2 separate regions of the Homo sapiens genome follow, and region 2 is linked to region 1. A link is a loop called in an ENCODE intact Hi-C map of the cell type or tissue named here. Cell type or tissue: stomach. All regions are shown on one strand. Each heading gives the region's core, and the rest is flanking DNA. Links, peaks and the distances in the headings are about the cores only.

Region 1 (11,801 bases), core at 5,743-8,242:
GAGATGGGCCTTTGAGGACAAAGATTTTTACTCATCTTTCATCCCTCTGCCCAGTCAGAAAATCCCCTGTCTCAAGGGCTCTTGAACTGGCAGAAGCCAGCCCCCAGTGCTGCGCTCTAGAACTTTTATGTCGTGATGGAAGGGTTCTCTATCTGCTCTGCCCAATACAATTGCCATGAGCCACATGTGGCAATGAACAACTGAAATGTTACAAGCATCACTGAGGCCCTGAATTTTTTTTTTTTTTTTTTTTTTTTGAGGCAGAGTCTTACTCTGTCGCACAGGCTGGAGTGCAGTGGCACAATCTCGGCTCACTGCAACCTCTGCCTCCCGGGTTCAAGAGATTCTCGTGCCTCAGCCTCCCAAATAGCTGGGATTACATGTGTGTGCCACCACACCCAGCTAATTTTTGTATTGTTAGTAGAGATGGGGTTTTGCCATGTTGGCCAGGCTGGTCTCAAACTCCTGACCTCAGGTGATCCACCCACCTCGACTTCCCAAAGTGCTGGGATTATAGGTGTGAGCCACTGTGCCCAGATGGATTTTTAATCCTAATTAATTCAAATGTAAATGGCCCCATGTAGCTAGTGGGAGCGCCTGTTTCTCCCACTGAGGAGAAACATGAAAGGGGACAAGGCTGACATTCATTGCTGATTATGGAGAAAACATCACTGGTAGCCCTCAGGGCTAGTGGGAAAGGTGGGACACAAACAGGTCAGAAATGAAGAAACAACCAAGGAAAAAGACTTCAGTCTAAGTTGTTGAGGTAGAGACATCAAGAATCACAAGGCCTAGGTACTTTAACTGAACAGCCATTCATCCTCCTCATGACGCCACCACGGGCCAGTAAGAGGGGGTGTGGGTCACAGTGCGGGGAGATATCTCTCCCCTTCCCGCCTTCCAGCCCTTCCCCCTCTCGCCTTCCAGCGCTTCACCGGACTGGACACTAGGCGCCTGGTTCCAAGGCCTCCGTCAATCATGGGCACAGCTGGCACTGCTGGACACACAGGATGAAGCCTTTGGCTTGTTCAGAGTCCTTTTCTTTTTAGCTTCTGAGCTGGGATCATTTCTGGAAGAGACTTCAGGGATCATGGAGTTCGACTCTTCATTTTATGGTAGAAACATTGAAGAACAGAGAGGAAGTACCTGGCTCAAGGCCATTTGACTAATAAGCAAAGTGGTGTCATGGTTAAAGGCATACATTTTGGAGGCAGAGAGATCTGAGCTCAATCTTGGTTCTATTGCTTCCAGTGTGCTCTTGCACTAGGGGTTTAATTCTTCCTGGACTTAGCTTCTTCATCTTTATAATGGGGAGAGGATTATGAACCTCAAAAAAGTAGTAGCATTACATCAGAGAGGTGGCTCCCAAAATGGAGGTGGCTGCTGCTGTTATTGTCACCATTGTATTTCCAACTTGCAGCGAGGCCTCCTGACTCTAAGGCCAGGGCTGTTTTCTTCTACCAGGTTGATGGTGGTGTCACCTTCAGTGTTTCAGCTGTTTACAGGTTGAGTCCTTCCACCTCATTATCATCCTAGGTAGGAGTGGAAGATGAATACCAGCCTGTGAGCCAATGCTTTCATTTTTGGCTGCAGCCAACTGGTTGTCTAAGGCTGGGAAGGGGTTAAGATGCCCCCGGAGCTTGCCGCGAGGGCAGCTGCCTCAGCGGGCACTCCGCCTGGATGGGAATATAAGCACTCTTGGTGTTGCCCAGGCAGAGAGGGCAGTGTGGAGGGAAGTTGCTAGAAAAAGGCAGGGGACATAATCCATACTGGCCTCTTTCCCAGGCACATCACAGTGGCAGAATTATTTATGATTCTGACCCAATGGGGATCCCTCTACTTGGGGAGACTGCCAACCCACGCCCTCCTGAATGGCAACGTCCTCCCACAGAGACAGAGGGGAACAAGTAGCATTTATGGAGCGGCACAGAGGAAAGAGTGTGGGCTTTGGAGACAGCACAGCAGCACTCACATCCCGGCCCAGACACTTCCTGTGTGACCTTGAGCCAGTTGATGAACCTGTCTGGGCCTCTGTTTCCTCATCTGTTATCGGCGAAAATGTTTCGGAGGACACCTATTGTATAATGTTGCTATGCAGATTAAATGCACTAGCAGAGGCAAAGTGCATAGCTTAGAGGAAGGAAGTACTCGCTAAGTGGTAGCTGGTGTGATAGGTGGGCCAAGTCCTGGCAGGAGCTGGGCTTGCTGGCTGCCCTGTTTTGCTGAAACAGCAGCATCACCATCAGCAGCAACTGTGGAAATATAGACCCTTGATAAATACAGGTGAATAAAATGAATGATTAGAAACTGGACCTGCCACTCTGCAGAACCCAGGCACTGCTCCCCAGCAGCTGGTGCCTCAAAGCAGCTGCTAACATGGCAGGAGACAGTCAGACCAGCAGTGAATAGCTATGCTTCGTAAGACTTCATACACAAGGCAGGCGTGTGGACTGACCAGAAAGGTGGCAGTCACTGTCCATCAAGAGAATCCCCACCTGTTTTCCAATATGTCAGCCAGGAGGCTCGCACTCCCAAAAGGAATGTTCTCAGCCAGCTCCCTGACTGTCCCCACCTCTGACAGTGGACTCTCTTGGGTCTCTCAAAAGGCTCCTCCTCCTCAGCCATGGGGTGAAGGAATCCTGTTTGCCGGGGAGGCGGGATGCTGCCCAGGGTGGCTGTTTTGGGAGAGCGAGCAGGATGAGATAGTGCCTATGAGTGATCTTTGGAGATGGAGGTGCTATGGCCACCTGTGGGGACTGCCTGGGTGCCTCCTGGCCACTGTCAACTTCCTTGCTCACACTGAGATTCTGTGATTCTCCTCTGAGCATTTCCATGGATAATTTTTTTTTTTCAGAGACACTATTAAAGATTTTAAAAATTGCAAGTCTCTTCATTTTCCTGGGGCTGATTTCCTAGGTCCTTGGTTTCCTGTCCAGAAAGAGCACAGCCTGATGGCCATAACGCTGGCCTGGTATTTGGAGACTTGAGTCTTACTCGGATCTTAGGTGTTAATGATCTGTGATGAGTTCCTGGGGCAAGTGACCTGCCCTTCTGGTTAGATGATCCTGAGGACACTTCCAGGGGAACCATCTGTGTGTTCACTGTTGTATCCAGGGGCTGGCACAGGGCCTGGCGCATCGTAGATGCTCAGTAAAGATTTGTTGAATGAATAAGTGCATCCTGCCAGGCTATGATTCATTCGGTCACTTCACCGCTCATTGACGGAGGACATCCCGTCCACTCCCATATCTCTCATTATTTGCTGGGAATCTCACTGCTAGAAATCACGGACAAAAAAGGATGGAATGGTTGGTTTGAACTCGGCTGGCTTATATTTGGATTTTCCTGACTGTCCAGGCACCCATCCCTCCTAAGTGCAGGTGGGGTTTGTGGGAAGAGAGGAAGAGAGGTTGATCCCAGGGTATCTCATTCTGGTGATTTTGCTTCCTCACAGGTTTGCCCAAGGGCTGGGAAGTGGATTCCACCCAGGAAGGAGCTGTGTATTTCATCAAGTGAGTAAGACGCAGTTTCCTTTCTGATGTCGCTGTTGGTTCTACTTTCATCCTTGTCAGGAGGAGAGATGGTTAAAGTGTCTGGTTTTTCACTGAAGGCACTGCTGGGTCTGTGATTGGCTAGGAGGTGCCGAGGCTCCTGAGAGCTGAGATAGAGATGGGAACGTATGTATCAGTGCGTCTGTTTATGTTGGCCTGGGCAGTAACCAGTGTCAGTCCTGGTAAGTTTCCTGGGGTGGGGTGGGTGGAGTGTTGGGCTGGGCTGTACCGGTGGGAAGGAGATGGCTCAACAAAGTAGAGGAACGAGGCTGTTCTAGACACACAGGCAGAGGTTCAGAGGCAGGAGACGCAGCCGCGGGGCAGGATGTGGAGGCAGTGGGAAGGGAAGGTGTCCGTGGGGTGTACGAAGGAGGACATCAGACTGGTGGTGGCAAGGCCAGCTCCGGTCACTCTTGCTCTTGTGGATGGGGGCATCTGCGATTCTGGGGGTGGTTTGTGTGGGCGGAGATGCCCTATTTTCCTCCTAGGAGTTGGTCAGGCCCCTCTGTGGGCTGGGGAGCCCTTATTTCCTGCCGTGGCTAAAGGTGTGCCTTGGGAAGTTGCCCTGGACTTAATCTTGGAAGCAGAAGACAGAGCTCTTTGGGCTGGGGTGGTGCATGAGCTACCCAGTTGAACTCACTTCTCTCTGCCTTGGCCTGGGTCTCTCCATCTGGTTTCATTCGCAAGGGTGAGGCTCAGCGTGCCCAGGCCTGTGGGCCTCACCTTCTGGTCTGGCCTCAGATTCTGCAGGGATGGTGAAGCGCCTCTGCCCAGCCTCCTGGGGCAATGGCACCACCAGAGGGAGCCCCAGTCTAGCCAGGGCAGGGAGGACCCTTGTCTCATCCCCTTTCCGTCCCTCTCTGCTTTGAAATCCTCATCCATCTGTACTAGGAGGGGTTACGTTTCCAATCCCCCACCGCCAAGATCTGCCAGCACTTAGATCTGCCACCATCTACCACCTACATCAGCTTAGCCGCTAACCTATTTTTTCTTTTTTTTAAGATAGGGTCTCACTCTGTCACCCAGGCTGGAGTGCAGTGGTGCGATCTCAGTTCACTGCAATTTCCATCTCCGGGGTTCAAGAGATTCTCGTGCCTCTGCCTCCTGAGTAGCTGGGACTACAGGTGCCCACCACCATGCCTGGCTAATTTTTGTATTTTTGGTCAAGATGGGGTTTTGTCATGTTGGCCAGGCTGGTCTCGAACACCTGGCCTCCAGGGATCCATCCACCTTGGCCTCCCAAAGTGCTGGGATTACAGGCGTGAGCCACCATGCCTGGGCCTGTTAACCATATTCTTAAAGCGAAAGCAAATTTTTCTTTTCTTTCTTTTCTTCTTTTTCTTTTTCTTTTGTTCCTCCTCCTTCTCCTCCTCCTCTTTCTCCTCTTCTTCCTGCTCTTCCTCCTTCTTCGTCTTCCTTTCAAAGTATCTGTTCTGGAAATTATTCTAATATCACATGACAGTTATAGACTGAATTTTTCCTGTTTGGACCCAAATGCTTCTTGCTTCAGTTAAGAATTGTGAATTGTTTCTTCTTTTCTCCCTCTTGCAGATACCATCTTCATATTCCTTTTGGTACATGGCTCTAGAGATTGTTCACTAAACACTTTCACATGTATTACGGCATCTCACCAGTCCCTAGAAACGTACCTGTCCACCTCTCTGACCTCGTGTCCCATGACTGGCTGGCTGTGCTGCCATCTTTCCTTCCCACCATCATGTCAAACCCATTCCCACCTCAGAGCCTTGGCGCTTGCTGTTCCCCCTGCCTGGGAGCACTGTCCTCCCATTTCCACACACCTGGTTCCGACTTCTCGATTAGCCCATGTCACCTCCTCAGAGAGGCCATGCCTGACTGCTCTGCCTGAATTCCCCCACCCCTCCACACTCTTACTCTTACTTTTCTTCACAGCACCTGGCACTACCTGAAACACGTTTGTTTATGTATCTGTTTGGTTATGTATTTCTGGTCCCCCCACTGCTGTGTAAGTCCTGGGAGCAGATTCTGGCTATTGTGTTTTTCACTCCCTCCTAGAACCTTTCTGGTGCATGATAGCAATCCAGTATTTCCTGAAATGAATGCATGCATGATAAACATTGGGAGACAAACAACACAGGCATAATTGATTTCTGCTTCAGCTACCAGCCCAGAGCTTTCTTCTGAGCTCCCTCAATTCATTGTGTCCAGACTTGAAGTCATTGCTTCTCTGTGCCGGTTCCATCTTTTCTAGAAATACCAGCAAAGCAGAGCCCTCGGAGATACCCTCAACCTTTCCCGCTCTCATGCCTCCCCCATGGGTCCTGTCAATTCTCCTCCCAAATATCTCTCAACCCACCCACTTCTCGATATCTCCATAGCCATGGCCTGAGTTCAGGCCCACATGGACTCTCACTTCCATTATTGTAGAAGCTTTCCAACTGATCTTCCTGCCTCCAGGCCATAATGCTGCAAGAGTGCTTTCTTTCTAGAATTCAAATTTGGTCATATTATTCTCCATTAAAAACTTTGCATGTTACCCGTCACTTACAGGATAAAATCTAAATTCCCTATCTGGGCACGTAAAGGGCATCATAGTCTCGCTCCCGCCCCCCTTCCCAGCCTCACCTCCCACACTCCCCACCTGGCTCTTTAGCCCTCTCCTCTAGCCCTGCCAAATCACTTGTGGTTCCCTCAACATTCGCTTCCCTTTCATGCTTCCGGGGCTTTGTAGGTGCCAATCTCTCCTCATGTGGCTCATGCCCACCTGAGAACACTTGTTCTTCCTTCAAGCCCTGCCCATGATGTCACTTCTTCAGGGATGTGTCCGTGTATGGTAGTTATTTGCTTATACTTGTGTCATTTTCCACTAGATTAGTAACTCTCCAACTGGAGCGTGTATCACAATCACTGGAGGGTTTGTTGGAGCACAGATGGCTGGGCCCTACCCCTAGAGTTTCGGATTCAGAGGGTCTAGAATTTGCACTTCCAACACATTCTCAGGTTATGCTGCTGTGGCTGCTCTGGGGCCCACACTTCGAGAACCAGTAGCCTAGACTGAAAACTCATCAAGGGCAGGGGCAACACAGGGGGGTCGTAAAGTCCGGAGACACAGGCAATATTGTTTAATTATCAACCAGCCATGAATTCTGTGTTCACATACATTTCCAGACCTGGTGGTCATTCTGTATATCATAGCAGCAGCCGCCACTCTAGGAGCTAAGTGCTTTATGACATTATCTCATTTATTCCTCACCGCACCTTTATGAGGAGGTTCTATCATCCCGCTTTTAGCAAATAATGGGAAAACTGGTTCTTCGTATGTATTACTCAATGTCACAAAGCTTGTATTAATAGAAAGCAAGCGGGAAGGCGGCCTCATGTGTGCCTGATTTCACAGGCTTTGCTCTTAGCATGATGGCACGGCTGCTTCCCAGCATCCTTGGCACCTTGCTTGGACAAACGAAGTGCTCAGTAAGTTCTTGCTGAATGAGTGAGTGAATGAATGAACGACTGGCTCACCGTTCGTTCCTATTTTCACAGTTCCCACAAAGGTTTATGACATTTGGTTGGTGGATGAGTTAGAAACTCAAACGACTTCAGACATGGATTCCAAGTAATAATAAGAGCCAGACAACCGGAGGAGTTATTTTGTTTCTTTTAGTGTGGATGAGGGAGGGAAATTTCAATGAGCAAATATTGACATTTGCCCAGGAGCAGACAAATGTGTTAATTGTGTGTCAAAAAGCTCTTTCTTTCAGGGTATTTAGGAAGTGACTCTCATGGTATCCACAACAGACGTTTTGCTCGAGTGTGCGTGTGGTTTTGAAGGTGTCATTTACTGGGAAGAGTGGTGGGAGGAGGAGAGAACAAGCGAAAGGTTAAAACGTGGGAGAAACGCACTGCAAGCCTGTATGCACTTACCGCAAGAATCCACAAGAGGGCTCCAGAGCACACATGATGGCCCCACAAGGCTTTCAGGGGGTTTGCTCACAGCGTCTCCCCAGGCTGAAGGCGCCTTCTCGGAGGTGACAGGGCCACCTTTCCCATCCCCTGCCACCTCCCAGCCATAGTGGGTCTGGTAGCTGTCTTTCTGATGCTTAAAGATCTAGCTATGTAACACCCATTCCTGCCCAACAGGAAGTGTTCCCCCGCCCCCTTGTCTCCCTCCTCCGCGTTCCTGCGGAAGCCGCCGCCGGTGAAACTGGCCAGTTCTGTCCCCAAGGGTGCCTCTCTCCTTCCCCAAGGTTGACAGGGAGGGAGACGTGGCAGGACGCTTTCTGCAGAGCCACACCCCTGATAACCCGGTTCCCAAGCTGGGCCCCTGCGGCTCCTCCACCGAGGGAACCCCACCCAGCCGTTGGTCTTCCTTGTTCTGTTCTGGAAGCTTCCTCCAGGAAGGTGCGAGAATGTGCAGGCAGGCAGTCCACCCACGGCCCTGGCGCGCCTACGGGCTGCTCAGCGCTTCTTGAGGGGTTGCAGGGAGGCAGAGATCAGAAGCCCAGGTCTCTGCCCCGCGTGCTTCCAGGCTGGGCAGTGAGACCCCGGTGAGCCTCCAAGGCTGTGCTGGGTCTCTGGGATTCATCAGTACAGACCCCAACCCGAACTGCGAGACCCCGGAGGAGGGGCCCTGGGAGGGGCGGGGGAGCCACCAAAAGCAGTTCTGTTGTCTCCAGAAGGCAGACAGGACAGAGCACAGGAGTGCTGGGGCAGCAGTTCTGGTACAGTGACCCCACTAGCTCTAGGCTTAGAAAGGCAGATAACACCCCAGAACAGTAAAGAAGGAGGCGGCCGAGGAGAAAAGGTAGTGAATGTGCTGGGCTTCAAAGAAGCCCATTTGCAGGTGAGGAAAACAGGCTGGATAGTCAAGTAATTTGTTCAGTCAGTGAGTTACTCAGGGATGGAGCTGGGCTTCCAAGTCACACAGGTTATCGTTAGCCAGGCATGGTGGCTCACACCTGTAAGTCCCAGCAACTCAGTAGGCTGAGGCAGGAGGATTGCTTGAGCCTGGGAGATGGAGACCAATCTGGGCAACATAGCAAGACTCTGTCTGTAAAACAAACTAAAAAATTAGCTGCATGTGGTGGTGTGTACCTGCAGTACCAGCTACTTGGGAGGCTGAGGAGGGAGGATTGCTAAAGCCCAGGTAGAGGTGGAGGCTGCAGTGAGCTAGTTCATCCCACGGAGCTCCCTTTGCTGCCCCTAGTTGGCATGTTCTGCGAGGAAGAGAGACCCATGTGGATGCAGTTCCACTGAATGGGCAGTGAGCCAGTCAAGTTAGTGGCCACCAAGACTGTATGGTAGGGAGTGGGGATGGCACCAGAAAGGTGGGGAGGACCCGTGTGTTTGGAGACCATGAGTAGGTGCCTGGGAAGCTTGGACTTGATCCTCTGAGCAATGGGGACCAGTGATTGTAGAGCAGAGGAGAGACGGGATCGCAGAGGTGCTTTCTGTGGAATCCTCCCTCCCTCACGCCACCTCACGCCTTCCCCATTGGAGTTGTTTAGGTGAGGCTTGCTTCTCCTCTTCTGGGCTCGCAGAGCAAGAACTTAGATTTGGCAAAGGGAATTTATTATCTCTGGTCCATCCGCCTCACCTGTCCTTGCTGTAGCTCTAAGATCTTCATGCTACCACATCTCTTCCGCCTTGGTCCCCCAGCTAAAGGCATGCACCCCACACCGACCCTCCCTTTGGCTTCTCATGCCCCTGAAGCTACTCAGATCCCCCAGAAACATTCACATGTCTGGCTCAGGCTTCTCGAAGGATCCGTGGGACTCGTCTGCGGCCCTTGCCCTCTGCCTGCCAGAGAGGAAACCCGCCCAGCAGGCCCATCTGTTGGTCGCCTGCCTTTTCCAGCTGCCTGAGGATTGTGGGGGCTTGGGCTGGGGTCTCTGTCCCCCTCCCCGGCCTCCCTCTGGGATGCTGTAATCTCTTGCCTCCACTCCTTTCCTCCACTGGCTCCGCAGGGTCAGAGACCCCCAAGAGCCCCTCATCTTGGCTGACTGAAAGCAGACTCTCCCCCTGCCTGCACCTGGCAGCCTTGCCAAGTCCTGGAGAGCCAGGGCAGGTGAGTTGGGCTTGATCGGTCCTGCCTGGCACTGGGCCCTCATCCACAACTTGTCTGCCCCTTCAGCAGAGCAGCTTTCCTATAGCCAATGCAGGGCTGGCCTGACATCTCAGCTGGGCAGGGGAACAGTGGGAGGTGACCAAGAGTCCCCCTCCCCAAGAGTGCTGCTGAGCTGCGCCTGCTGCCCTAACCCCAGATTCCTGGCTCCAGCCTGGCCTGCCCTGGGGTGGGAAAGACAGTCCCTTCAGTAGCTCTCTAGGTCCCTGTCTTCCTCCAATGCTGTGGTGTGTGTGAGTGGGGTGTGGAGCCACAGCCTTCACACCAACCAGCCAGGTTCCTCCCAGGCCCTGGGAGGGAAGTCTGTGCTCCTGTTCCTTCCGTTGCACATTCCTTTACAGATAAGGGCTTCAGTTGGTAAAAATGATATATGTACTCAGATCACACTAAGAGAGACCCACTTGTATTGGAGTCAAGAGGCTTAATTTTTTGATCAAGTTGTTCTAATAATAAACAAAAAATGCAATCACCAGGTGAGTGGGGCCTTGCAGACACCCTTTCTCTAGCTCCTGCTTCTTGACATATTTCTCTATTCAGAAGTGACTCCAGAAGCTCATCTGGTTCAGTCCCCAGTTTCCAGGTTTAAGGGGCAGATGGGACTGAGACCAGCGAGCCTGCCTGGAGGTTGAGGTGGGAATCTTTTGGTTTTTTCCATCTTTCTGATCCTGTTTATGAAATCAGTGTTTTTATTACACTTGCCCATTGTCACAGAGAATCCGTGGATAGAGGAAAACTGAGAGAGATGTGGATAAAGGGAAACTGAGGCAGAAAGCAATCTTTGTCTAAGCAGAAACAGAGCTACGACCCTATTGTCTGAAGTCCTTCCTTCTGCCTCTGATCCTGAATAATACAGAACCCAGGTACCCCGTAGCTTGGCTAGCATCCTTGCTCAGGGTTATCAAGACCGATTTGGGCAGGAGCTAGAGAAAGGGTTTCTGCAAGGCCCCACTCACCTGATAATTGCATTTTTTGTTTATTATTAGAACAACTTGATTAAAAAATTAAGCCTCTCGACTCCAATACAAGTGGGTCTGTCTTAGTGTGATCTGAGTACCTATATCATTTTTACCAACTGAAGCCCTTATCTGTAAAGGAATGTGCAACGGAAGGAACAGGAGCACAGACTTCCCTCCCAGGGCCTGGGAGGAGCCTGGCTGGTTGGTGTGGGGGCAGTGGCTCCACAACCCACTCACACCCCACTCATCCTGGCATCTCATAGTGGCCCCCAACCCTCTCCAAATGTTATTTCTCTAAATTCACCATATTGGGGGGGGGGCGGGGGATGGGGAGGCCCCAGGGCCCCAGCCAAGCCCTCTTGACACCTAGAGACGTGCCCCTCTCTGGAGTAGACAGCCACAGAGGTGAAAGGTGATCACCAGGCTGGCTGGGTGAGGCCCCACACATGATTCTAAGACCCTGGGCAGTTTCTGGCTCCCTGCAGTCTCTTGTGGGGGACTCTAAAAATGCAGCTTACCCAGACGGTGGCCCTGCTCCCCTTTGGGGGGCAGCCTTCTCCTGGTGGTGGAAGGCCCAGGAGGCTGTGCTGAGCCACCCCATCCTCTCCCGGGCAGGCAGGCTGCGTGGATGGTTAGCAGCTTGTCGCTGGTGTGGATGGAGTTAAACCTTTTCGGGGACTATTTACTCCTGATCCTAAGTGACAGCTTGGGGAGGGAGAGTCACGTGGCCCTGAAATCCCCGGGGGAGCCGATGGAGCATGCCCAGCTGCCTCTGCCTGGGAAAGATGCTGGATCCTGCAGTAACCACAACAGCATCCTCTCCCTGCGCCAGGGACCTGCCAGCCGGAGAGATGACTGATTAGATCAGATTAGATCCGGAGCCCCGCTCTGCAGAAGGGGGCCCCAGGGGCGGGGGAGGAGGACCCCAGCTGGCCTGAGCTGGGGGGAGGGGTGCCTTGGGGCTCGCAGAGTTAGAGCTTTCCAGCGCGGGGATCACACCTCAGAAGCCGGTGAGTCTGTTTTCATGCATCACATAGATGAGGTGGGAGGAGGAAGGCTGGGCTCTGGTCAGGGCTGGCAGCTGCCTGTCTGCCGCGTGAGCCTGGGCTGCTTGCACTGCGGAGCACTGGCTTCCCCATCTCTCATCCTTGGCAGCCTTACTTGGGGATCATGGATGCTGAGAATGCTAATTAT
Region 2 (11,801 bases), core at 407-2,906, 110 kb after region 1:
TGAGGAGCCCAAGACTCTTGGCAGTTAAATAACTTTCTATAAGAAAGACAGCTGCCCCGTGACAAGCCTTTGTCACTGGAGTATCAAGGACAGTTACTGATGTGAGTGCAAACCCAGTTTGGGGAGCTGGGTCAGGGATAGATCGCAGAGAGGACCAAGACTAGGTGAGGTTAGTCATGCCATAGCTTGAAGGCTGGGCTCAAAGCAGACTGACAGAGGGGAGTGGGGTGGAGAATGACCTGCAGAGAAGACGTGGGGGGCAGAGTTAACACAGCAGGTGTGGGCAGGGGCGGATTAGGTTGTATAATAATTTCCCAGGCTGGAGCGAGAAGGTGAAGGGGTGGGACTTAGGAAGCAGAACTGGAGTTCATAGAATCCTGGTTCCAGCCACCTCCCTGCCCATCCTTCCCCACTCCTCTTCTTCCCAGTCTGGCACCCCCTGCCCCACTCCATGCTGGGCTAGAGTCACTGACAGCATCTCCCTTGGCATCCTGCAGCCATGAGAAGCCAGACTCGGAGAACGTCCCACCCAGCAAGCACCACCAGCAGCCACCCCACAACAGCCTCCCTAAGCCTGAGCCAGAGGCCAAGACTCGAGGGGAGGGTGATGGCCGAGGCTGTGAGAAGGCAGAGAGAAGGCCTGAGAGGCCAGAAGTCAAGAAAGAGCCTCCGGTGAAAGCCAATGGCCTCCCAGCTGGACCGGAGCCAGCCTCAGAGCCGGGCAGCCCTTACCCCGAGGGCCCAAGAGTGCCAGGGGGTGGGGAACAGCCTGCCCAGCCCAATGGCTGGCAGTACCACTCCCCAAGCCGGCCAGGGAGCACAGCTTTCCCGTCTCAGGATGGAGAGACTGGGGGACACCGGCGGAGTTTCCCACCACGCACCAACCCTGACAAAATTGCCCAGCGCAAGAGCTCCATGAACCAGCTTCAGCAGTGGGTGAATCTGCGCCGGGGGGTACCCCCGCCTGAAGACCTTCGGAGGTGAGGCATGCCGGCGGCTGGGGTGGGGCTGATATGGTATTATGGCTAGAGCGTGCGAGTGGGGTCATAGCCCACGAGGCATCCCCTGTTGGAAACCTTCTGGAAGCAGGCTGAGTTGGGAAACCAAGCAAATCCCATGCTTCCTGGCTTGCCCAAATCCTGCCTGCCCCATGGCTCCACCATTAGAGTCTGGCTGCTGTCCCTGATTCTTGGTTTCTTTGTCTGCTTCCTTCAGAAGAAGGGACAGAGTGCCCCAGTGCCTCTCCACGGCGTGCTGGGGAGCCCAGAACACAGCAGGCTTTGGGAGGGGGCCTGAAGTTGTTATAGTCATACATCCATCCAAGCTATGGGCCCTCCTACAACATCCTCTCCCCAGTGCTCCACCCACTTGAGACTCACTAACTGCCAGACCAACTCATTCCATTTTTGAACAACTCTAATTGTTTTAAAGCCATGATTTATATGAAGTTAAAAAACAAAACAAAGTAGCTCATTGGTCCCAACATGGCCATCTATGACCATTTACGCCTTTATCCAATGACTGACTTTGAAATATCTGGGGACATTTATTGGGCCCAATGGTGTCCCTCAGGGCAAATGGGCTGCAGGCTCCTTCCCTGGGGATTTGGGCAGCTCCAGGGACTGCAGGCCACAGCTTCAGGAAGGCCATGGGGCCCGGGAGGAACCTGCCCTCTAGTGGCCTGAGCGGCTGCGCATTGCTGGTGGTCTGGTGCCTGGGAGCATCAGGCCTGCTCTGGGGAGAACCACTTGGGATGAGTCCCAAGAATCTACTGGTTCTGTCCCTGACAAGATCATACAGTCAGGAAGCTGGGCATGGTGGCTCACACCTGTGGTCCCAGCTACTACTCTACAGGTGGATGTGGGAGGATTGCTTGAGCCCAGGAGTTCAAGGCTGCAGTGAGCCTTGATGGCCCCACTGTATTCCAGGCTGGTGACAGAATGGACCTCATCTCTAAAATAATATAAAATAGATCAGGAAGCCGCCCTTTCTTTCATCCCTCCTACATTGCCCTCCTTCAGGTGCCTGGTAGACTTTCTTCTATTTGCCTCTCTCAGAAAAGATCTGATAAACTGGTTCATGCTGAGATGGAGATGGCTGATAAGGCTTCACGTTTCTTCCTAGGGATATGTCATTTTAAAGAGGCAAAGATTGAAGCTCTGAATGGTGCAGTGTCCAGCCTTGGGGAGTTGTTTGAGGAGGGGGGCTGTGAGGACAGGAGTCTTTCCCTCATCTCTGGAATAAACCTCAGCCCCTGTGTACCTATTCAAGCACCCTGCTCTAGGCTGGGGGACCTGGAGGTGGGGCTGGGGTGGGTGGAGGGGTGCCCGTGTTGTCTGCCTTCATTACAATGTCCCCTCTCTCTCAGTCCCTCTAGGTTCTATCCTGTGTCTCGCAGGGTCCCTGAGTACTATGGCCCCTACTCCTCCCAGTACCCCGATGATTATCAGTACTACCCGCCAGGAGTGCGGCCGGAGAGCATCTGTTCCATGCCGGCCTATGATCGGATCAGCCCGCCCTGGGCCCTGGAGGACAAGCGCCATGCCTTCCGCAATGGGGGTGGCCCTGCCTACCAGCTGCGAGAGTGGAAGGAGCCCGCCAGCTACGGGCGGCAGGATGCCACCGTCTGGATCCCAAGCCCCTCCCGGCAGCCAGTCTATTATGATGAGCTGGATGCCGCCTCTAGCTCCCTGCGCCGCCTGTCCCTGCAGCCCCGCTCCCACTCTGTGCCCCGCTCACCCAGCCAGGGCTCCTACAGCCGTGCCCGCATTTACTCCCCTGTCCGCTCACCCAGTGCCCGTTTTGAGCGGCTGCCACCTCGCAGTGAGGACATCTATGCTGACCCTGCTGCCTATGTGATGAGGCGATCCATCAGCTCCCCCAAGGTGAGCCACCAGCCTGCCCTTCCTTCCTCATCCCCTGAGGTCCCCAGAAGCCTAAGACCATCTACTGAGAAAAGGCAGAGATGTGGGAGCATCTGTGCCACGGGGCCACTGGGCCGTTTGTCTGCAGGACCAGCAGTGCTGCCCAGCGGAGCCCCTGGCCTGTGGTTCTGTCTGTAGGAGAGCTGTCTTGGGGATGGCTTTGCCTCTTGAGTGGGGACATTGCTTTCTGTACATGCCCCCAAGTTGTGCCAGATACCATGCCGTCATATAAGAGGGCAGAGAGGGTTCTGTCTTTTCAAATCTTGAGGACCTGGACAGATCATTGCAAGGGGGGCTGCTGTCCATTTCAGTTTGGGATCTGCTCTGGGAACTGAACACAAATACCTCTAACCTTGAGCTTCAGCTGTTGGGGAACTCCGTGTCCCAGCCAGACCCCTCACCTCTGCGATCCCTTTCTCTTCCAGTATGATTACCTGGGAGACAGGCGGCCAGTCCCTGCAGGACTGTTCCCCTACAACTACCCACCATCCCCCACGGTCCACGATAAGATGGTACGTCCTTTCTCCCCTCCACCTGTCTCAGGGCCTCCCCGCACCGTGCTCCACTCAGGGTGGAGCTAAACTGGGGCGGACTCCAGGGACGCTCTGTGCCTAGTGCCTGGCCTGGCTGGTTTTTAGCAGCCTCTGGATACCTCCTCCCTCCCAGCCAGGACTCTAGCCCCAGTATCAAGTTTGGTGCCAATAACCCCTTCTCCTCTGTGACACAGCCCGTGGAGGAGGGATGAGATCTGGGAGCATGTAATATCCTGGTCCCTCTCCTCTCCAGCATGCAGGAGAAGGGGCCTAGGCAGGAAAAATCAGGCCAGAGCTCCTAACAAGAAGCAAGATCTTCTAAACTTTTTTCCCCTGAAGCATAGTTATTTCATGTTTGTCCTTTGCCTGGAATGCCACTTTTGGGGAGAGATACAAGCGATATGATTGAGGAAGAAAAAATTTTCCGAATTGCATCTCCTCCTTTTTCTCTGCCTCTTTCTACTCGTGTCTCTCCCTGGAATTTGTTCTCCTGAGAACTTTTGCCACCACCTAGAGACCTAGATAAGATGCTCCACTTGGGAGGGTTGGGGAGGACCACTGGGACCAACAGGCAGAATCCTTTTCCAGAAAGCCTGTTGCTGACTCATTTCCATAACAGTACCAGGAGGCCAGAGTGGAGGAGGGCTGGGCAGGCTGGAGGCTAGGCGGCTGCTCCTTCCCCTCTCTGTCTGATTCTCACTCTGCCAGTGTCCACAGCATATAAGCTTTGCCCACAGCAAACACACGCACCCAGAAACAACCGATTTTTCCAGAAAACTCAGAAACAGCTGCTAACAAGTGCTGCCTAAATTGCTCTGATGACACTCACCTCTCCCAGGGAGGCCTAGGCAGACCTAGGAGAGATGGCACTGGGGTCTGCGTGTGCCCCTCCTCTCCTGGAGTGTCCAGTAGAGAACTACTTTGCCTGCCCACATCCTCAACCCCTCCCTTCCTGAGAACTCCTCAAGGGCAGAGGGAGAAGCCTCTCCTTGTCCTTGTCGCTAACTCTTAACTGCTTTGCTTCTTTTTTTATTGTTTTCTTTTGTGTGTTCCTGTTTGTTTGTGTTGCTGTTTGGCCTCTGGGCCTCGGGCTCCGGGTAGGATGAACTTTTAGATCTTCAGTTGCAAAGAAACCTAGAGTATTTGGATCAGCAGGTAGGCAGAGCTGGTGCCCCCCTTATCATCCCACTGCCTTCCTGTCGCATCTCTCCACTCCTCCCCACCTCCTCATCTTCCAGCCATTTGACAACCTTTGTTGGTGCAAGCAGGACACAACAAAGTGGCTTATGTTTTGGTTTGCGCCTACACACCCCTTCTCTTCAAAGCCCTTTAGGACAGCTGGGAGTTTCCTGGGGAAAGAAGCATAATAAGTAGGCACATGAATAATTAATGCCACCTCTTATTTCTCCAGTGCTCAGCTCAGATGGAACTGCCCCCAGGGGGCAGGTGGGAATTTGCATTTTTTCTGGCGAGAGGAGGGAGTCGCAGAGTCGAGGGAGCTCTAGGCTGGGCCTAAAATGCTAGGGATTTAGTTCAGCCTGAATCTGGGAAATCATCTTATCATATTTTACAGGTTGTTGTTAAACTCCATAATTGGTAAACTGAGGCCTGCAGACCCTCCCTAGGATGATTTTTAAAGTAATATTCACTCAGTGTATTCATTAGTTCCTCCAAAAGCCCTTTTGCATAAACAGCTCGTGCATTCCTGAGAATTCAGTGCAAACAGAGGGAGTATTATCAACCCAGTTTTACAGGTGAGCAAGCTGAAGAGGCAGTGAATGTTCCATGAGCTGCAAGCAGTGGCTGCCTGGTCTCTGCTCCGGGGTTCTAACCCTTTCTTGTCTTTTAAGCTAAGGGAGCTGTGAGACTGAGTTTAGACAGGCTGGGGGTCAATATGCTGGGTATTTATATAAGCACATACTCTTAAGTTTAGATCTGTGCTACAAACCACGACCTAGAAGTACACAACACTGTCCTGTGGAGGCAGCCTGGAGGGGTGGAAATAATAATAATAATAACAACAGCTACAATAATTGGATGCCTCCTCCATGCCCCATACTATTCTAAGCATTTTTCAGATCTTAACTCATTTAATCTTCACTATAACCCTGTAAGATGGATGCTATTATTACCCCCATTTTACAGCTGAGGAAACTAAAGCACAGAGAGGTTGAATAACATGCCAAGAACACACAGCCAGTGAACAGCCGAGCTTGGACAGTGACTCCAAGCTTCTGACCCAGTTTACAGCTGAGGAAACATCTAATGTGTGACAAAGCTGCTGTCAAACCTCATTAGGATGAGTTCATGCTCTTAAAGTTACAGAAAAAAAAAATTTTAAATGAGATGCTATAGCTGCAACTGTTGGTTCTTCTAGTCACAAGCCATGTGACCCATCTCACCAGGGCTTCATGTCGGTGTCGCAATTCGATTTTGTAATAGGCCTCAGGCACTAGGAAGCACCAATGTCCACAGTTCAATAAACAGGGATGGCTCCTGGCCCTGGAGGCCGTGGCATTCCAGCTCCAGAAGCAGCTCATTGTGTCCACACCATGAGCATTCTGGGCCATGTGGGAACAGATCCCAGGATTCCAACTCTGAGCAGGGCCGGGAGGTCCAGGATCCTGCTGATGGGAAACAAGATCCAAAGTGCCTTGCAGGGGTGAGGAGCAGGGCTCATGGCCCACCCACCTCCGGATTCCTGAGCAAGCTATCCTCCCTGTCACCCATGTGATTGGCTTTCTACTCCATCCACAATGCCCAGCTGTCCAAGCATTCAGTGCAGACAGCAGGGTCCCTTCCTGCGGGCTTTTGCCCTCACAGAGGGGCTGGTCCATTAGGCTAGGGGCTTCAGAACTAGCCTTCCAGAAGACTCCCTCATGGATAAAGGGTATTATTCCTTTTTGTTTGTTTGTTTGTTTTTGTTTTTGTTTTTTTTTTTTTTTTTGAGACAAGATCTCACTCTGTTGCCTAGGCTAGAGTATAGTGGCACAAACCTAGCTCACTGCAACCTCCACCTCCCAGGCTGAAGTGATCCTCCCACCTCAGCCTCCTGAGCAGCTAGGACTACAGACAGGTGTGCAGCCACCACACCTGGCTAATTAAAAAATTTTTTTTTGTAGAGATGGGTGTCCCACTGTACTGGCCAGGCTGGTCTCAAACTCCCAGCCTCAAGTGATCCTCTCACCTCTGCCTCTCAAAGTGCTAGGGTTATAGGCATGAGCCACTGTAGCTGGCCAAGTGTAGTACTCTTTTTTTTGAGAAGGAGTCTCGCCCTTTCACCCAGGCTGGAGTGCAGTGGCGCGATCTCGGCTCACTGTAGGCTTCGCCCCCAGGGTTCACGTAGGTAGTACTCTTAAAAGGCAGTCTTGTATGATGAGAAGAGTCCAGGACATAGTCAGACACTGCTGCTCTAGTTCTAGCTCTGCCATTTACAAGGAAGTTTGTTTTTTTTTTAATCTTGGAAATGTCACTTAGTTTCTCTGGGTCTTTGTTTTCTCAATCATAAAATGGGCATTGTAGAATCTGCCCTTTCCTTTCAACCTCACAGATGTATTGGGAGAATCAAGCAGGGGTGCATATGTGAGCTCTTTGTCAGGCATCGCAAGGAGTGACAGTCACCACTTGCTGCTGTTATTATTTTGTTTTTCCCAAACTCAAAAATATCAATGAGCACTCCTTACCATGTGTGAGGCACTGGGTTAGGTAGTTTCTTACAAAATCTAACATTTTGAAGAGACAGAAGGTAGCACACAAGAATCCTCCTAGAGGTAAGACCCACCTGTGCTGAAAGATCCCCAAAGCCGCAGCACAGGCGGGAGCAGGCCAGGATGAGAACACTCCTGCTCGCTTCCTCTACTGCTCTGGATCTGCGTGTTGGGGAAGGAATGAGATACCTACAGGTTACTGTGCATGGATGGCTCCTGGCCCTCAAGGCCCTTGCATTACAGGGCTAAAGAGGTAGAAAAATCAGTTCCTAGGAAAGCCTTTTGAAATGCTGCAGACCCTGCAAATGGGATGGTGGGTGCCCTTGCCCTGCCTACAACATGTAGAAGCAAGGCTGTATGTGGGCCGCTGCCTAAAAGGGGTAAGAGGAAGAAAGGACAGTGTGGGTGCAACTGAGATTGGAGAGATGACGGAAAAATCACAGGGGACCCTCTGAACAGAAACCCCAGATAATCTTCCCTAATGTGGCTCTTTCCTCCCTTTCTCATTCACTTTCCCTTCCAGAAAGCTTTCCCTGCACAACCCCCTCTGTCTTCTGCTGCCTTCCCCTGTAGAACAATGGAGTTAAAGGGACACAGCCAAAGACATTCCCTGATATCTTCACTTTTTGGTCCTTTCCCATTGGAACCAGTGGGGGAAATGATGGCATTTCTGGTTGATTGGTTGGCCTGCCCTTTCTCCCACCCCTCCTTTCCCTTCCTCTTCCTCCTCATCCCATCCCTTCTTCCATTTCTCTCTTTTTAAATTGGCAAATAGTCTTTCCACCTCCATGTTCCTAAGGATTCTTGAAATAGAAAGAATGTGTTGGAAAGCCTGGTGTCCCTTTAATGTGGCTTGCTTGTTTTGGCCTCCTTGTTTGCTCCCTAGCGTCATCCGAGATCCTCATGGATGCTGCCAGCCCAGCTCTGGAAACCGTGTTTAGCACTTTCTGCACTAGAGCCGAGGGTGGGGAGGGGCAGGGGCAGGGAGAGGGGGCAGGCCTCTGTATCTGTGGCGGCCCATCCAAAGAGCAGGTCCTAGATTTTCTTTTTTGGTTGTTTCACTTAGTTCAACTTTGGGGAGATCAGTCTTCCAACTGCCTCTATGGTCTTTGTCAAAAGTGGTGTGAGAAATGAGATCAGGGCAGGGAGATGACAACCGTGGCCAGTGCGGATGGGACAACAGCCAGGCACCCTGGGGAAGAGTCACCAGGCCCCAGCCTCTGCAGTGCCTCCAGCAAGGTCCCAGTGGCCTCCCGGCCCCTTCTGTGGCCTTTCTGCAAGGACAGCTTCAGTGCTGGTCCTGAAACAGAGGTCACTAGGGGTGAGCAAGGAGTGAGGGCAAGCTCAGGGTGCTGGGGGAGCTGCCCTCCCCTGTTTCCTGGGAAACAAGCACAGGTGGGTGAAGGGGAGATACCTACATGTAGGTCGGAGTGTGAATAGTCCGTTCCTTCCTCTGCTGCAGATGAGTGAGAGCGAGACTCTCATCAGTATGGTGAACCGCATGGTGGAAAACTCCTCCCCCAGGTCCCAACTCTTCATGCAAGTAAGACCTCTGCCTGGCAGCATGGTCCCTGCCAATGCCATTTCAGCTGCTTGTGCATGGTCGAGTTGCCCATCTAGGATGAGGCTCACGCCACCCAACCCGCTCATCTGCCTGGAGACAGGCTTGGCCTGGTCTTCCTTCCTTAATTCCACTATGTCACCTCCATTCTTCACTTTCATGGGTAAACCCAAGGCCCATTTCCCAAACCATCAAAATAGCCAGCACCAACATCTCATGCCATGCTGGGGATCGCAACTCTGCTCTTGAATGTTCTGATTTCGATTTCATATTTGTAACATCTTGACAGACGTCACTGGGGTTAAAGGCATGAGGGGTGTAATGGAACCATCTAATGTCAAAGGTGTATAGAATGTGCTGTGGTCACCAGATGTGGCGTCCAGGCTAGGCAGCATTTACTGGATCCGGAGACGCTTCTGAATTCTTGCCAATTTTTGTTTAGACACAAGCCCAGGTGTTCAGTCTACTAGGGCAATAGTTTTCAACTGTTCCCAATGCTCATTCCGACCATTCCCCTATGTCTTAACCCCACAGACAGCCATGGAGTTCACTGATGTTCTCATGGTGGTTACCAACAAGCCACTGGGAGCTGCACACCCTGCAGTCGCTCTTAGCAGCTGACCCTAGTGCTTGGGGGAGAGGAAATACAGAGCATGACTCAAGCAGAGTTCTGATCTCTCCGGAGTCAGCCTAGGACAACTGGGATGGGGTTAGGCCGGGCCATCCCAGGCTTCCAGCCAGGGGATGTGGAATGAGCTCAGGTCCCTGGAACAGAAGCTACCAGAGGTGACGGACCATGGTCTCTGGCAGGAGCACAGCGGGATTGTGATGTTAGCTTCCTATCCCTGCATACCCTCATCCTGCCCCTGCTGCAGTAACCGGCCTCATGTTCCTGCAGGTCCCTCCATACCCAGAAGTGTTCCGGGACAGCCTCCACACCTACAAGTTAAACGAGCAAGACACAGATGTAAGAGCAGCGCCCCCTGCTCCCTCCCTCCACTCCAGCCTCCTGCTGCTGTCCTCTGCGGGGGGCTGTCTCTCCATCCATCTCTCTTCCTCTGCGGGGGCTGTCTCTCCATCTATCTCTCTCCTTCTGGTGGCTTTTCATACCTTTGATTCATGTCTTCTCTCACCACAACAAGATTCTGCCTACCTCCTCCTCATCCCCCTTCTTTTCTGATCTACCACCCACTCACCCTTCCCTCCCATGCTGGCTGTATCCATTTCTCCACTGAGCGCTGGGCCGTTTTGCCTACGGCAGTGAGATCTGCTTGTAACATGAATGCAGACTTTGTTGGGAGATAGATCAGTCAGTCTATTCTGTGCCCAGCATGGCATTAGTCCCTACAGGTAACTAGAAAGGAGAATACGGCTATGCCCCTGGCTTCAGGGAGCTTCAGGGTAGTGGGAAGTGCCAGGTAGCAGCAGGAGGTGGCAACACGGTATTCATGTAGTGAAGGGGAGCCATAATAGGTTCTGCCAGGTGCAGGGAAGTGAGGCCGTGTGGGCTGAAGGTCAGGGACAAAACAAGCAGCATGTGAGTTAGGCCTTGAAGTTAAAAGGCCCAGAGGGTAAAATCTGGCTCAGTGGAAAGGAGCAAAGCAGGTATTTGAGGAATGGCATGAATAAAGGTGCGGACTAGGAAAGCATGAGCCCTCTTTCTGGCCTCACCTGTCTGCTCCCCATCACCACTGGCCCTGCTTGGGTAGTGGATCTGCCCAGTGAGACTGGGAGAGGATCCTTCCTGACAGGACTAGACCTCAGAGGGAGGATCAGCCATCCTGAGACTTTGAAGGGAGGAGGGAAGAACAGGATCTTGAGAGAGAAGGGAGAAGGTTCTGTGGGATTGAGGGACAGTTTCTATTGCTCACTGCTTTTCTAAGACTGCTTGTTCTGACACCCGGCCCACCTCTTCAGTCCAGCCTAAGAGGTGAGGTCATATCATCTCCTCAGTCCTTTGTGAATTGCAACCCTTGGAAGGATGGGGGTGCCAGAGTTTAACACTTGCCTCTCAGCCCTCTTAACCCAACTCACTTCCTCAGAGAGTAAGCATACCTCACCTCCCAAGATGAAGACCCATCTTCTTGTTCTCAGGAGCCACCAAGGGCAAGGTGAAGGCCCAGGGTTCCTCAGCAGGAGAAAGGAGGGGGGTATCCAGAGGCCAGGCCTATAACTCCCAGGTCCCCATCAAACTATGTCCTTCATCCCCTTCTTTCTCCCTCTCCTTCTCCACTCTCTGGGTCCCTAGAAGCTGCTGGGAAAATTGTGTGAGCAGAACAAGGTGGTGAGGGAGCAGGACCGGCTGGTGCAGCAGCTCCGAGCTGAGAAGGTGAGAAGCTGGGGGTGGCTTTAAGCTGGGGCAGATGGGCGAGGCTGGCTTGGAGAAGGTTGTGGGCTGCTGTCTCCAACCTGACTGAGATGACAAAGCAAGGACAGCTTCCACTCAGCTGCCTGTTGAACCTCTAAGGGCTCAGGCCTCTGCTGTTCAATCCCAGAGAGGAGCTGTCAGGGCTGCTCATGTCATTCCCCTGCCTTTCTTCAGGAGAGCCTGGAAAGTGCCTTGATGGGGACCCACCAGGAGCTGGAGATGTTTGGAAGCCAGCCCGCCTACCCAGAAAAGCTGCGACACAAAAAGGATTCACTGCAGAACCAGCTCATCAACATCCGCGTGGAGCTGTCTCAGGCGACCACGGTAACCCAGGGAGCGGGGTTCGTGCACCCCACCTCATCAGCACTAGGCAGCAGGGCCACCACCTCCCAGCTTGTGCTGTCCTAGTCCAGTTTTCCTCAGAGGACAAGAGCTGAGTACTCCCGTGCAGAGGGGCATAAACAAAGACCTCAATATTGCCCTGCAAATAAATAGCAAGTCAGCCAGTCTGCTCATTCCAGTCTCCACCGAGGAAATGAGCTTATTTCCCACAAACTATACCTGTACCTGGATTTCTTTGGGACAGCATGAAGTTGTGAGTTACTTATTTCCTTGGCTGTGCTAACACCTCTGCTGCCCACTTCTGTCTTCTCCCTCGGAGAAGCAAAGCACTGGCAAAAAGGCTGCTGCCAGCTGGCCTCAGTGGCT

The links. A loop is a pair of places that touch in the nucleus more often than their neighbours do. Peaks named below come from ENCODE experiments on the same cell type or tissue, not always from the same donor. Only the 100,000 strongest peaks of a DNase experiment are listed, where the experiment ranks them.
Region 2: it touches region 1 in a loop (2.7-fold over the local background); 87 of 110 quality-filtered maps call a loop at or near these places.

Annotation. Positions count from the first base shown.
Region 1 is chr1:204,359,510-204,371,310 of GRCh38, reverse strand. It overlaps PLEKHA6 (pleckstrin homology domain containing A6), which reads left to right and starts at 11,382. Exons shown (of 23, transcript NM_014935.5): 1 at 11,382-11,617. LINC00628 (long intergenic non-protein coding RNA 628) reads left to right here and starts at 1,592. Exons shown (of 1, transcript NR_027022.1): 1 at 1,592-2,881. RefSeq lists enhancers at 7,953-8,506, 11,494-11,801. In stomach, for the core only: CTCF peaks have their summits at 7,243 and 7,449 (motif pointing right); DNase peaks (open chromatin) are centred at 7,480 and 7,740; H3K4me3 peaks cover 1,026 bases; H3K27ac peaks cover 1,183 bases.
Region 2 is chr1:204,248,437-204,260,237 of GRCh38, reverse strand. It overlaps PLEKHA6 (pleckstrin homology domain containing A6), which reads left to right. Exons shown (of 23, transcript NM_014935.5): 8 at 498-980; 9 at 2,369-2,885; 10 at 9,624-9,692; 11 at 10,974-11,054; 12 at 11,268-11,417. Among named protein-coding and RNA genes, the nearest start is that of GOLT1A, 40 kb to the right of the region's middle. RefSeq lists enhancers at 5,590-6,089, 6,090-6,591. In stomach, for the core only: a CTCF peak has its summit at 1,675 (motif pointing left); a DNase peak (open chromatin) is centred at 1,657.